Regions from separate parts of the Homo sapiens genome. Here region 1 is linked to region 2. Evidence: chromatin contacts called from ENCODE Hi-C or POLR2A ChIA-PET data. All regions are on one chromosome and are shown on one strand. Each heading gives the region's core, a stretch centred on a gene start or an enhancer-like site at or near the end of the contact. The rest is flanking DNA. Distances are from core to core; before and after follow the strand shown.

The links. Hi-C counts contacts between places; a loop is a spot of excess contacts on that map. ChIA-PET counts read pairs that join two places held with the same protein, here RNA polymerase II (POLR2A). Pooled maps may share reads with other maps.
Region 1: a map with no recorded cell type shows a loop between it and region 2 (11-fold over the local background). The contact joins the enhancer-like site here to the promoter of EEF2 in region 2. A Hi-C loop is called at or near these places in 1 of 37 single-sample maps with no recorded cell type and 1 of 50 pooled maps. POLR2A ChIA-PET finds 5 or more read pairs at or near these places in 1 of 52 experiments (activated CD4-positive, alpha-beta T cell).

What each region holds. Positions count from the first base shown.
Region 1 is chr19:6,797,885-6,804,212 of GRCh38, forward strand. All of the region lies in intron 1 of VAV1 (vav guanine nucleotide exchange factor 1), which reads left to right. Among named protein-coding and RNA genes, the nearest start is that of VAV1, 28 kb to the left of the region's middle. RefSeq lists enhancers at 3,828-4,348, 4,139-4,208, 5,091-5,310. Within about 2 kb of position 3,132, at least 27 of the 41 ENCODE cell types and tissues checked have a DNase peak (open chromatin) inside an H3K27ac peak, as active enhancers do.
Region 2 is chr19:3,982,633-3,989,833 of GRCh38, forward strand. It overlaps EEF2 (eukaryotic translation elongation factor 2), which reads right to left and starts at 2,831. Exons shown (of 15, transcript NM_001961.4): 1 at 2,746-2,831; 2 at 1,504-1,718; 3 at 478-659; 4 at 175-386. The coding sequence starts at 2,748. RefSeq lists enhancers at 1,397-2,248, 1,542-1,761, 3,017-3,066, 5,083-5,584, 5,585-6,084 and a silencer at 2,627-2,736.

The DNA of each region.
Region 1 (6,328 bases), core at 1,882-4,381, 2.8 Mb after region 2:
TGCACCTAGTTTTAGGGGAAAGACACAGCAGGGCAGCCAGTATCCTGCTGACTTAAAAAAAAAAAAACCAGCTATATTGACATACAGTAAATTACATATTTAAAATACATTGGTGGGGCGCGGTGGCTCACGCTGTAATCCCAGCACTTTGGGAGGCCGAGGTGGGCAAATCACTTGAGGCCAGGAGTTCAAGACCAGCCTAGCCAACATGGTGAGACCCTGTCTGTACTAAAAATACAGAAATTAGCCAGGCATGGTGGCACGCACCTATAATCCCAGCTACTCAGGAGGTGGAGGCAGGAGAATCGCTTGAACCTGGGAGGCGGAGGTTGCAGTGAGCGGAGATCGCATCATTGCACTCCAGCCTGGGCAACAGAGTGAGACTCTGTCTCAAAAAAAAATATATGATTTGGTAAACAATTTTTTCTTTAATTTCTAGATTTGTTTTCAGAAACGGTCTTGGCAGGGCATGGTGCCTGAAGCCTGTAATCTCGCCCCTTTGGGAAGCTGGTGTGGGAGGATTGCTTGAGTTTAGGAGATCGAGATCAGCCTGGGCAACATGGTGAGACCAGCCTCATCTCTAATAAATAATAAATAAATAAATAAATAAATAAAATAATTAGCTGGTCATAGTGGCATGTGCCTGTAGTCCCAGCTACTTGGGAGGCTGAGATGGGAGGATCATTTGAACCCAGGAAGTCGAGGCTGCAGTGAGCCAGGATTGCACCACTGCACTCCAGTCTGGGTGACAGAGTGAGACCCTGTTTCTCCCCTTCCCCCCCCCACCCAAAAGAAGGGGGAAAAAAGAAAGAATCAGGGTCTCCCTATGTTGCCCAGACTGGCCTTGAACTCCTGGACTCAAGCGATCCTCCTACCCTAGCCTCCTGAGTAGCTGGGATTACAGGTGTGTGCCACTGAACCTGGCCTGATTTGATAAATTTTGACATATGTGTGCAACTATGAACCCAGCCTTGAAATCAATGGATCATATCCATTGCCCCTCAAAGTTTCCTCCATCCCACCCCTCCCTGCCTCCCCCTCCTCCCACCTCTCATTCCCTCGTACCTCCTGATTTGCTGTTAGTCACTGTCGATTAGTTTGTATTTCCTGGAGTTTTATGTAAGTGGAATGGTACCATCTGTGGTCTTCTGTGACTGGCTGCTTTCCCTGAGCATGATGTCCTGGTTCATCCATGTTGTTGTATGTATCAGTGTACCATTCTGTTGTACGGATGCACCCCAGTTTGTTTATCCATTCATCCCTTGATGGAGGTTTTTTTGTTTGTTTCGCTTTGTTTTTTTGAGATGGAGTCTCGCTCTGTCGCCCAGGCTGGAGTGCAGTGGCGCAATCTCGGCTCACTGCAACCTCCGCCTCCCAGGTTCAAGCGATTCTTCTGCCTCAGCCTCTCGAACAGCTGGGACTACAGGTGTGCGCCACCACGCCTGGCTAATTTTTTTGTATTTTTAGTAAAGACAGGGTTTCACCATGTTGACCAGGCTGGTCTCGAACTCCTGACCTCATAATCTGCCCACCTCGGCCTCCCAAAGTGCTGGGATTACAGGCGTGAGCCACCATGCCCGGCCTATACTTTAAGTTCTGGGATACATGTGCAGAACGTGCAGGTTTGTTACATAGGTATACACGTGCCATGGTGGTTTGCTGCATCCATCAACCCATCATCTACATTAGGTATTTCTCCGAATGCTATCCCTCTCCTAACCCCCAGCCCCCGACAGGCCCCAGTGTGTGATGTTCCCCTTGGTTGAGGTTTGAATTACTGATGGCACTTTTGGCTATCATGAATCAAGTTGCTAGCTGGATATGGTGGCACATGCCTGTAGTCCTAACTCTTTGGAAGGCTGAGGCAGGAGGATTGCTTGAGCCCAGGAATTTGAGACTGCAGTGAGCTGTGATTGGGCCAGGCTGCACTCCAGCCTGGGTGACAGACTGAGACTGTCTCAAAAAAAAAAAAAAAAAAAAAAGGAAAGAAAAGAAAACAGAATCAAGCTGCTATGAACATTCTGTACAAGTCTTTGTATGGACATGTGCTTTCATTTCTCTTGAGTAAATGCCTGGTAATGGAATATATCGTATGATAGGTGCATGCTTAATGTTTTAAGAAAACTTACCAGGCCAGTCACGGCGGCTCATGCCTGTCATTCCAGCACTTTGGGGAACTGAGGCGGGAGGATTGCTGGAGCCTAGGAGTTTGAGACCAACCTGACCGACATAGTGAGGCTCTGTTTCTTAATTTTTTTTTTTAATAAGAAGAAAATGTACCAACTTTTCTTCCTTTGTGCTGGAATTGCAAGGTAAAAAAATAATAGTAATAACAAGGAAAACGTACCAACTTTTCCAAAGTGGATCTGCCATGTGATGTTCCTGCCAGCTGCTCAGCATGCTTCTCTTCTTTGCTTCACTATCTGTCTCATTTTTTTTTTTTGAGATGGGGTCTTGCTCTGTTGCCCAGGCTGGAGTGCAGTGGCATGATCTCGGCTCACTGCAACCTCTGCCTCCTGGGTTCAAGCGATTCTCCTTCCTCTGCTTTCCAAGTAGCTGGGACTACAGGCGTGTTCCACCACACCCAGCTAATTTTGTATTTTTAGCAGAGACAGGTTTCACTATATGTTGGCCAGGCGCGTCTCAAACTCCTGACCTCAAGTGATCAACCCACCTCAGCGTCCCAAAGTGCTGGGATTACAGGCATGAGCCACCACACCCAGCTTCTTTTTTTTGTTTTGTTTTGTTTTTTGTTTTTTTGAGACATCCTCGGTCTGTTGCCCAGGCTGTGCAGTGGCGTGATCTCGGCTCACTGCCACCTCCGCCTCCTGGGTTCAAGCGATTCTCCTGCCTCAGCCTCCAGAGTAGCTGGGATTACAGGCGCCTGTCACCACGCCTGGCAAATTTTTGTGTGTGTGTGTGTGTGCAGTCGGGGTTTCACCATGTTGCCCAGGCTGGTCTTGAACCCCTGACCTCAAGTGATCCGCCCGCCTCAGCCTCCCAAAGTGCTGGGATTACAGGCGTGAGCCACCGCACCCAGCCGCTCACCATCTCTTTGTCGCCTGCATGGCACCATTCTCTCCTGTACCACCCCAAAGCCTTACCAGGTGCCTCCTGCATTTAACCAGGTCCCATAGCTCTCTGTGCTTCCCGGCACACCCTCTCACCACCCTCATCATCAATTATTCACCTTGCTGACTGCTTAGTGTTTGTCTCCTGGCTGGATTACATAAGCCCTGTAAGGGCAGAGCTCTGTTTGTCTTGATCACCATTAGGTTCTGGTGCTTGGCATACAGTAGGCATTCCACACATGCTTGCTGAATTAATGCATGACCGGGTCTGGGGTGCTGGGTTTCACACCAGGCTCTACCGCAAACATTGGGTCAAGTATTTTCATTCCCGACGTACAGATGAGTCAATTGAATCAACGGAAAGCAAAATGATCCCATCCAAGCTCCCTCAACTTGCCGGGCTGGTCTGGGAGTCGAACCAGATCTGCCTGACCCTCCCACCGGTGCTGAAAAGTGGAGTGTGTGCTGGGGTGGTAGGGGATGGGGCAGAAGAGAGACGGGCTTCCTCACAGAAGGGTTTGAGGGCTAGGATGAGGCGTGCACACTCTGCACCCCTGCTTCGGAGCTTTGAAAGGGTGCACAGCACACCCGCCCTCTCTGGGAACCCTCGGGAGCTTGAGGTTGCCTGATGAAGGGGCTGATGGGTTGAACGCAAAGGGCCCCTCCACCCACCCTTTTTTCTATCTCCCCAACCAAGCCCTGGTAACAGGCATTTCCGGTTTCCGGCCGGCTCCCTGGTGCTGGGGTGGGGGTGGGGAGTTGATTGCTGCCGTCGTGCTTGGCTCTGGGTCCCCTTCTCCCAGACCCCAGAGGCCTCTGTCCCTGCACACTGCTTCCCCGAAGGAGCGTGGAAAGCCAGCCGACCTTTCTGGCTCTTTCTTCATCTTGGGCAGGGGTTTTGTTGATGGGAGGCTGGCTGGCAAATGGGGAAGAATGAACCTCAGGGTTCACCGCAGTGCGCCTGGGTGCTGATTTGCATATGGGCACGATGCCAGCACAGTGGGTGCCCGCCTCTTCCTGGAGGAAGGAAGAGGGGCACTGAGGGGGGTTGCCCCCAGCAGGGAGGAACCGTCCTCATAATGCCTCTCCTACGTTTGTTTAAAGGACCATCATTCTCAGCAAACTATAGCAAGGACAAAAAACCAAACACCGCATGTTCTCACTTATAGGTGGGAATTGAACAATGAGAACACATGGGCACAGGAAGGGGAACATCACACACAGGGGACTGTTGTGGGGTCGGGGAAGTGGGGAGGGATAACATTAGGAGATATACCTAATGCTAAATGAGGAGTTAATGGGTGCAGCACACCAACATGACACATGTATACATATGTAACAAACCTGCACGTTGTGCACATGTACCCTAAAATTTAAAGTATAATAATAATAAAATTAAAAAAAATAAAGGACCTCCTGTCCTTTGCCACTTTCTCACACTCTTCAGGCGACCAGGAAGTCCTTTCTGGTGGTCTAACTGCAGTCACTGCTGCTGTCTGATGGAGCCCCTTTCTTTAGCTGGCCCCACCGCAGCCCGGAGAGGGGATGAATCATGCCCCCTTTCCCCTCTTTGAGGCATCACATGACTGGAAGGAAGCTGTCTCCGGGTTCAGCTGATCTCCCTGAGGTCAGGAGGGAACTTCCTCCCTCGAGCCACAGACACAGCCATCTGCTCTATTGTCTCTGGTGATCTGCCTGCCCATGAGCGCCCTCATTATGCCACTCTCTAAGAGGCACCAGGAGCAGCTTAGTGTGGTTCAAAGAGGCAGTGTTGTACAGAGGTTAGAGGCACAGACTTTGGGATCCAGTGCTGGTATCTGGTTCTCCATTCCTATCTGTGTGGTCCGGGATGGGCAGTATCCCCTCTCTGAGCCTCAGTTGTTTCCTCTGTCAAAGGGAGATTTATTCATTCGACAGATTTTATTGAGCATCTACTATGTGTCAGACATGGTACTAGGTATTGAGGTCCTCTATTTACCCAAAGGAGTTGAACATTTATGTCCACACAAAAACTTACACTCAAGTCTTTGTAGCGGCTTTATTCATGATTGCTGAAACTGGGAGGCAACAAATTGTCCTTCGGTAGATGAATGCGATGTAGGGCAAGGCAAGCCCTAAATTGGGGCTCAGCCTGGGACGGTTCTTTGTTTTGCCCAGGAAAGAATTCCAGGGCGAGCTGGAGGTGTTAGACAGTAGCTTTTACTGAAGTGAAAGTGCATAGCGGCAGTTGCAGAAGTCCTGCTCCTCGCAGAGCAGGGCTACCCCACAGGCTGTGAGCCCGGAGTAATCAGGGTTGCAGTCATCTTTGTACCCACTTTAATTATATGCAAATTAAAGGGCAGATTATGCAAATTTCTAGGAAAAGGGTGGTAACTTCTGGGTTGTCGGGTCATTGCCTTGGGAAAGGAGTAGTAGCTGCTGGTGTTACCATCACAATGGCAAACTGCCATGGCACACTGGTGGGCATGTCTTATGGAAAGGTGCTTCTGCTCCAGCCCTGTTTTAGCTAGTCCTCAATTTGGTCCGTTGTCTGAGCCCCACCTCCAGAGTCAAGTTCCACCTACTTCCTCGTATGGATAAATAAGCTGTGGTGCATCCAGACAATGGAATATTATTATTATTATTAGAGATGGACTTTTGCCCTTGTTGTCCAGGCTAGAGTGCAATGGTGTGGTCTCGGCTCACTGCAACCTCTGCTTCCCAGGTCCAAGCTGTTCTCCTGCCTCAGCCTCCTGAGTAGCTGGGTTTACTGGCACCTGCCACCACACCTGGCTAATTTTTGTATTTTTAGTAGAGATGGGATTTCACCATGTTGGCCAGGCTGGCCTCAAACTCCTGACCTCAGGTGATCCAGCCACGTCGGCCTCCCAAAGTGCTGAGATTACAGGTGTGAGCCACTGCTCCCAGCGCAGACAATGGAATATTATTCAGCACTGAAGAGAGATGAGATGAGCTCTCAAGCCATGAAGAGACACGCAGGAACCCCAAATGCATATTACTAAGTGAAAGAAGCCAGTCCCAAAAGGCTACATACTATATGATACCAGCTATGTGATGTTTCAGAAAAGGCAAAACTGTAGAAGCAGTAAAAAGATCAGTAGTTGTCAGAGGTTAGTGGAAAGGGGGTATGGATAGGCAGAGCATGGAAGCTTTCCACGGCAGTGAAAATACTCTCTATGACACTATAATAGTGGATACCCATCATCATACATGTGTCCAAATCCAGAGAATGTGACGCACGGCAGGCAAGCCCCAAA
Region 2 (7,201 bases), core at 1,581-4,080:
CCCAAAGATCAAGGGCTGGGTCAAGTCGGATGAAAACATTCCAGCCCCCTTCTCTGTCACCCAACATTCCTGGCAAAAACACACTTCCAGTCCCCCTCAGCTCAACTCCACTCCCCACCGGCTCCTGCAGATCCCGCTGCGGCAAGCCCACCACCCAGCTAGGGAGGGCCGTACCATGATGTTGCCCATGGGGCCGCTCTCGCCCTCGCCGTAGGTGGAGATGATGACGTTCACGTTCTCCACGATGCGCTGGAAAGTCTGGTAGAGCTCCTCGGGCTCCAGCTGCAGCTCCAGCAGGGCGCGGTCCATCTTGTTCATCATCAGCACAGGCTTGATGCGCTCGGCAATGGCCTGCCGCAGCACTGTCTCCGTCTGCACGCACACGCCTGGGGACACGGGGGACAGGGCGGCGCTGTCATCCTCAAGCAAGGATGGCCCCCGGTTCCAGGCCGTGCCTCAGGGGGACCCACTGCTTACCTGACACGCAGTCCACCACCACCAATGCGCCATCGGTGACTCGGAGGGCAGCAGTCACCTCCGAGGAGAAGTCGACATGCCCGGGGGAGTCAATGAGGTTGATGAGGAAGCCGGCACCGTCCTTGCTCTGCTTGATGAAGTTCAAGTCATTCTCCGAGAGCTCGTAGAAGAGGGAGATGGCACTGATGGAGGGAGGGACTCGTCAGGGGGACAGGAGCCACACACCTGGCCCAGGGAGTCTGGGATGCTGTCAGAAGCCAGGCTGCTCCTCCCTCCATGACTCATCCCTGGAGAGGCTCCCACAAGAGCCAACCCACCCTTGTCCTTTGCCTCTGTCCGAGACATGCCACCCCCATGACAGGGAACTCCTGGTACCAGCCCCATAGCCAGATCCTCAGAGCCCTCCTGACCAGACATCCTGCCCCACCGACTTGGTCCCAAGATTCATCACACCTGACTCAAAGTAGCAACTAAAAGACCCAGCAGGACGGCAAAAGCCTCCAGAGACTCCGACCCTCCCCTCCTCACTTCTGCCCCTGCTCCAGGGGAAATGAAGAGCCTTAGCCAGAGTCCCTCACCAATGTACCAACCCAGGACAAAAAGCAGTTGGGGTCACCGTACTCTGCGCTCCCCCTACTCATATCGGGGCCAGAAACTGACATGGAATGAACATCATCCAGTGCAACACAGGAGCTTCCCAGCGTCCCAAGCACTAGAACACCCTCCCCTCCCAGGTGTGACAGCCAAACCTCTCCAGATATTGTAGGAGTGGGGGCAAGTCCCCCAGGGAGGGAGAACCACGGAGTTAAGCCCCCTCCTCAAGAAAACCTTCCAGCTCGCAGTACCCCGAATCCCTGTGCCTCTCCATCCTGTCTCGCTGGACTGAACCTCACTCATTCTCCCATGAATTAAGAAACCAGGGGAAAGAGACGTTGCCAAGTCTCTCCCCGCGCACCCTGGCCCAGTGGCCTCCAGCTGCCAGGCCAGCACCTCCCTGCCTGGGTACAGAGGGCACAGGGAGCTCACGTTGACTTGATGGTGATGCAACGCTCCTGCTCGTCCTTCCGGGTATCAGTGAAGCGTGTCTCCCCGGCCCGGGCCGAGGCGATGATGCCCGCCTTGCACACCAGGGAGTCTGTCAGCGTGGACTTGCCATGGTCCACGTGGGCGATGACAGACATGTTGCGGATGTTGGCCTTCTTGTCCATGATGGCGCGGATCTGGTCTACCGTGAAGTTCACCTGGGCAAGACAAGGAGGCTCAGACCAGCTCGTGATTTCCAGGAACACAGCATGGCACGGAGCGTTCAGTCCAAACGAACCAGCATGCCCAAGGCCAGGAGGGGGTTGGTGCTGGGGTGCCCCAAGCCCACCGAATCTTGCCAGCCTAACACCCCTTAAGAGCCACCCCGCAATCTCCAAGGAACCACCGTTAATAGGTGTCATTCATGATTGACAACCCAGAAATAAAAGTGCTCAGGAATAAAACTGAGTGTCAACAGATTTCCTTGATACCAGGTACAAATACTAAAGTCTCATTTGGGGCCAAACACGTAAGGGATGAATCCTCTCCTAAAGCCCCCTCCACGTTGTCACCGGGCCACCCAAACTTCCCCGAGCAAGAAGCTTCATCATAAAATGCAAGGTCACCCCTTGGCAAACGGGATCAGACAAGGCCACCCACCCCAGGAAATAACGGGGAGCCGGAACGGCCCTAACTGCCACAAGCCTACACCTCGTGTCTCAATAAGAGTCTTTGTACATCTGGGAGTCATAGGAAGGACAAGTGCCTAAGGTCGACGATTAACAGCATCAGGAGAAGGTATTTGGAAGGAAAAGGGGAGCCTTTCAGGTGTCGCTTTGCTCGTTCTGCCATTCCCTGCCGCCCCTAGTCCCCCGGCAGAAAATCGATCTCAAACTCGCGGCCCGCGGGTTACATAAGGCGCCTCCCTGTCTCCCCGCTTCCACCGCGGTGCCCGCCATTACTACGCCTGCCACATCATCATTCCCCACCCCCATCCCCGCTAACAACCCAGCTCCAACCAGGTCTGGGCAAGGTTATGGCGCCCTCGGAAACGGAGAAAGGGCTCGGTGAACAGCGCGGCGCACAGACATGGCGGCGGCCGCTTCCCCAGCCCCGGGTCCTCCGGCCCCGCCGCCGCTACGTCTCCTCCTGGCACGGGGGGCCCCAGCGTCCCAGGCTAGGCAGCGTAGGCCCCGCGGAGGCCCCGCCGCCGCTCCGGGGCACCAGCGAGGCAGGGTTACTCACCATGGTGGCGGATGGCGGTGGATTCTCCCAGGTAGAACCGAAAGAAGCGAGTCGCGCCGAGGATGGCGGCGACGACGGCGGAAGAGAACGCTGACGTCAACACTCAGCTTTTTATAGGCGGACGCCGGTTGGGCGGGTCATGTGACTGCGCTGCGAAGGCGGGGCGAAGGGACGCCGCGCAAGCGCACGGAGGCGTGTCCCCCCGCCCGTTAACCCATTCGGCGCCGGCGCGGCGCTCTAGAATAGAAGCTGGGCATCTCGGGGGCGGTGGTCGCCCTCGGTGTGCAGTGTTCAGGTGCACAAAGTAAAGAGCGCCGTTTTAGCTGAGAACGAGAACCATAGCAACGATATTAGCTTACAAGTTGTCCAGTACTTCTATTAAAACCAATTTACAAGGTGAATAGAGTCTGTGGATTATACCCAAGTCAATTTCCCTGTTTGGACATTGTTACGTAAGACGATACCCCTGGGAGAAGCCGAGGGAAAAAGGACACTCGCGACCACTATACTGTTTTTGCAACTCCTTACCTGTAATTATTTCTAAATAAAAACTTTATAAGAAGCAGGCATCGGAATCACTGATCCCACAAATGCATACTGAGCATCTATACACCAGGCATTGTTAGGGGTTTTGTAGATATAGCAGTGGACCAAACACCTTGCTAGCTTGACCACACTGCGTGTTCTTCTACCAGCTACTAGGATTTCTCTGTGCCTCAATTTCACCTGCTCGGAGGTGATCAATACCACCCTATTGTTTGGGGGAGAGTGAAACGAACTAAAGACATCTAAAAGAATTAGGACCGTGCCTGATACCCAACGCTCAATAAACGCTATCTATTTTAATTAGCTAAGATTGCTATTAATAAAACAGTTATTTATTTCAGGACTGGTTTGCCATGTCCCAGGCACCCGGCTAAGCGGTTTACTGGCACAATTTCATTTTCTATTTCATTTCCTCTCCAGGGGGAGGCGCAGGAAGACTGTTTAGCATTTGTGTCCTAATCTGACCCTAAGAAACAGTTGAATGTATTTCATATCTCATGAATTGGCATTCAATTGTGTAACTCTATCCCTTATGAAAAGCCCAACCCGCTGTTTAGCACATAGTAGGTACTCAGCATTTCTTGCATGAATGATGTTCTCACAGTGCAAATGAACCCCCTGCGGTACATCTTTCCTTAAACTCACTTTGTGAAACAGGAGAGCCACTGCAGTGCTTTTCCTGGGCTGGGAGAGGGGGAGGTGTGGATCCACAAAAAGCAATGCAAATTCCAGCCTGGACTCTAAAATAAACCTGTACACTCCTCCCCCTCACGAATGCTTCGGGCACTTTGCTTTACAAAGCGCTGTCTCAACCTTGGGTTTCATTTAACGGATGATTGCTCTTCCTATCACCATTTAACCCAGTGGAAAACTGAAAAGTATCTTCCGAAAGGATTGAGGCTCTGAAAGGCAGAGGGCGCGGCAGGGAGCAGATGGGAGCGCCCGGGGTCCCTAACCACCTACACCTGTACCTGTGACGCGTTTAGTTAAGTTGCAAGTCAAGCGCATGCGCCATTTGGGGCATGAGTTTTTAGCAGAGGGGTAGTCAGTTTCGCATTATTAATAATAAAATTCTTCAAAATTTTTAAATGCACTGAGCACCTGCTACGTGTTGCGTTTCCTATTGGGGGCTTCGCAGCCGTTTTTTCCGTGCAAAGTGGGAGCATTTCAGAGATGTAATGGAAAGGTTTTCATTAAAAGAGGTGTCAGGCGAGAGGCGGAGGTTGCAGTTAGCCGAGATCGCGCCACTGCTCTCCAGCCTGGCGACAGAGCGAGATTCCGTCTCAAAAAAATTTTTAAAAATTTTAAAAATTAAAGAGGGGTTAGGCTGCTTGCGGTGGATCACGCCTGTAATCCCAGCACTTTGGGAGGCCGAGGCAGGCAAATCACCTGAAGTCAGGAGTTCGAGACCAGCCTACCCAATATGGAGAAACCCCGTCTTTACTAAAAATAAAAAAATTAGCCCGGCGTGGTAGTGAACGCCTGAAATCCCAGCTACTTTGGAGGCTGAGGCAGGAGAACCGCTTGAACCCGAGAGGCAGAGGTTGCAGTGAGCCGAGATCACGGCACTGCATGCACTCCAGCCTGTGCGACTGAGAGTAAGACTCTGTCTCAAAAAAAAAAAAAAAAAAAAAGGAGGGGGGGCTGTTCACAGGTATCCCGGAACTTAATAAAAGAGGGGTTGAATTTCTTCTCAAGTGCATGGGTTGCTTATTGAAAAATTCTAACATCATGTAATTTAAAGAACTAGGGGGAGAGCTTAAGGGAAAAAGGGGAATTTTCAACCCCATAACTGCAGGGATGGAGCCAGGTGTTGGCAGGGAAGGATCTCTCCCACTGTCATCCCCACATCCATGAAGAGCAGAATCCTGGAGTACCACAAGCAGCCACAACCAGGTCAGCTGTAATAAGTACAATAATAAATATACGCTGGGTCTTTTAGGGTGGGGACCAATAAAAAAATTCACCTCTGCAGAGAAGCTCCGCTGCGCATGCGCCTGCTGCGGCGCCAGGAGAGCTCAGAGACCGCAGTAGCGGCCCCTGCTGACCGACAGTCGCCAGTGCAGGCCTCTCGACACTGCCTTTTTTTTTTTTTTTTTTTTTTTTTTTAAGACCAAGTCTCGCTCTGTTGCCACGCTGGAGTGCAGTGGTGCGGTCTCAGCTCACTGCAGCCTCCGCCACCCGATTCAAGCGATTCACCTGCCTCAGCCTCCCGATTAGCTGGGATTACAGGCGCCTGCCACCACACCCGGGTAATTTTTTTGTGTTTTTAGTAGAGACAGGGGTTTCACCATGTTGGCCGGGCTGGTCTTGAACCCCTGACCTCGTGATCTGCCCGCCTTGGCCTCCTAAAGCGCTGGGATTACAGGCGTGAGCCACCGCGCCCGGCCAACACTGTCTTTTAACAGTTTATTGAGCGTTTACTAGGACCTGACCTCACGGTCCTTTAAATCAAATACTTCAGCTAACCTACCCACACCCTGGGCTTCGGGTGGCCTCCTTTACGCCTGAGAAAATGGAGACTCAGATAAGTTAAGTCATTTGCCCACGTTCACAGAGCTAGTAAAGGTGCAGCCAAATCCGACTCAAGTAGTGGTTTAATCGGGAAGGAGCCCGGTCCTGCAACCGTTGTCTAGATGCATTTCAGATTTGGGAAAACGGGCCGGGCACGGTGGTTTATGCCTGTAATCCCAGCACTTTGGGAGGCAGAGGCAGGCGGATCATGAGCTCAGGAGATTGAGACCATCCTGGCCAACATGGCGAAACCTTGTCTCTACTAAAAATACAAAAAAATTAGCTGGGTGTGGTGGCACGTGCCTGTAATCCCAGCTACTCGGGAGGCTGAGGCACGAGAATCGCTTGAACCTAGGAGGTGGAGGTTGCAGCGAGCTGAGATTGTGCCACTGCACTCCAGCCTGGGTGACAGAGAGAGACTCCGTCTCAAAAAAAAAAAAAAAAAAAAAGGCCGGGCGCGGTGGGTCACGCCTGTAATCCCAGCACTTTGGGAGGCCGAGGCGGGCAGATCATGGGGTCAGGAGATCAAGACCATCCTGGCTAACATGGTGAAACCCCGTCTCTACTAAAAATACAAAAAATTAACCGGGCATGGTGGCAGGCGCCTGTAGTCCCAGCTACTCGGGAGGCTGAGGCAGGAGAATGGCGTGAACCTGGGAGGCGGAGCTTGCAGTGAGCCGAGATCGCGCCACTGCACTCCAGCCTGGGCGACAGAGCGAGACTCCATCTCAAAAAAAAAAAAAAAAAACAAAAAACGTGGTGGCTCACGCCTGTAATCCCAGCACTATGGGAGGCCAAGGCGGGCAGATCATGAGGTCAGGAGTTCGAGACCAGCCTGGCCAATATGATGAAACCCCATCTCTACTAAAAATACAAAAATTAGCTGGGCATGGTGGCAGACACCTGTAGTTCCAGCTACTCGAGAGACTGAGGCAGGAGAATTGCTGGAACCCGGGAGGTGGAGGTTGCAGTGAGCTGAGATGGCACCATTGCACTCTAGCCTGGGCAACAGACCAAGACTCTGTCTCAAAAAAAAAAAAAAAAAAAGTGGATTTTGTCTTTTAGATGATTAAACAAATGGGTTCAGGGAGGCCTGGTGAGTCTGTGTAGTAAGAACAGGCGCAATGGCTCACGCCTGTAGTCCCAGCACTTTGGGAGGCGGAGGTGCGTGAATCACTTGAGGTCAGGAGTTGGAGACCAGCCTGGCCAACATGACGAAACCCCATCTCTACTAAAAATACAAAAATTAGCCGGGCATGGTGGCAGGCGCCTGTGGCCCCAGCTACTCAAGAGGCTGAGGCAGGAGAATTGCTTGAACTCAGGAGGCCGAGGTTCCAGTGGGCAGAGATCACGACACTGCACTCCAGCCTGGGTGATAGTGGGAGACTCCACACCC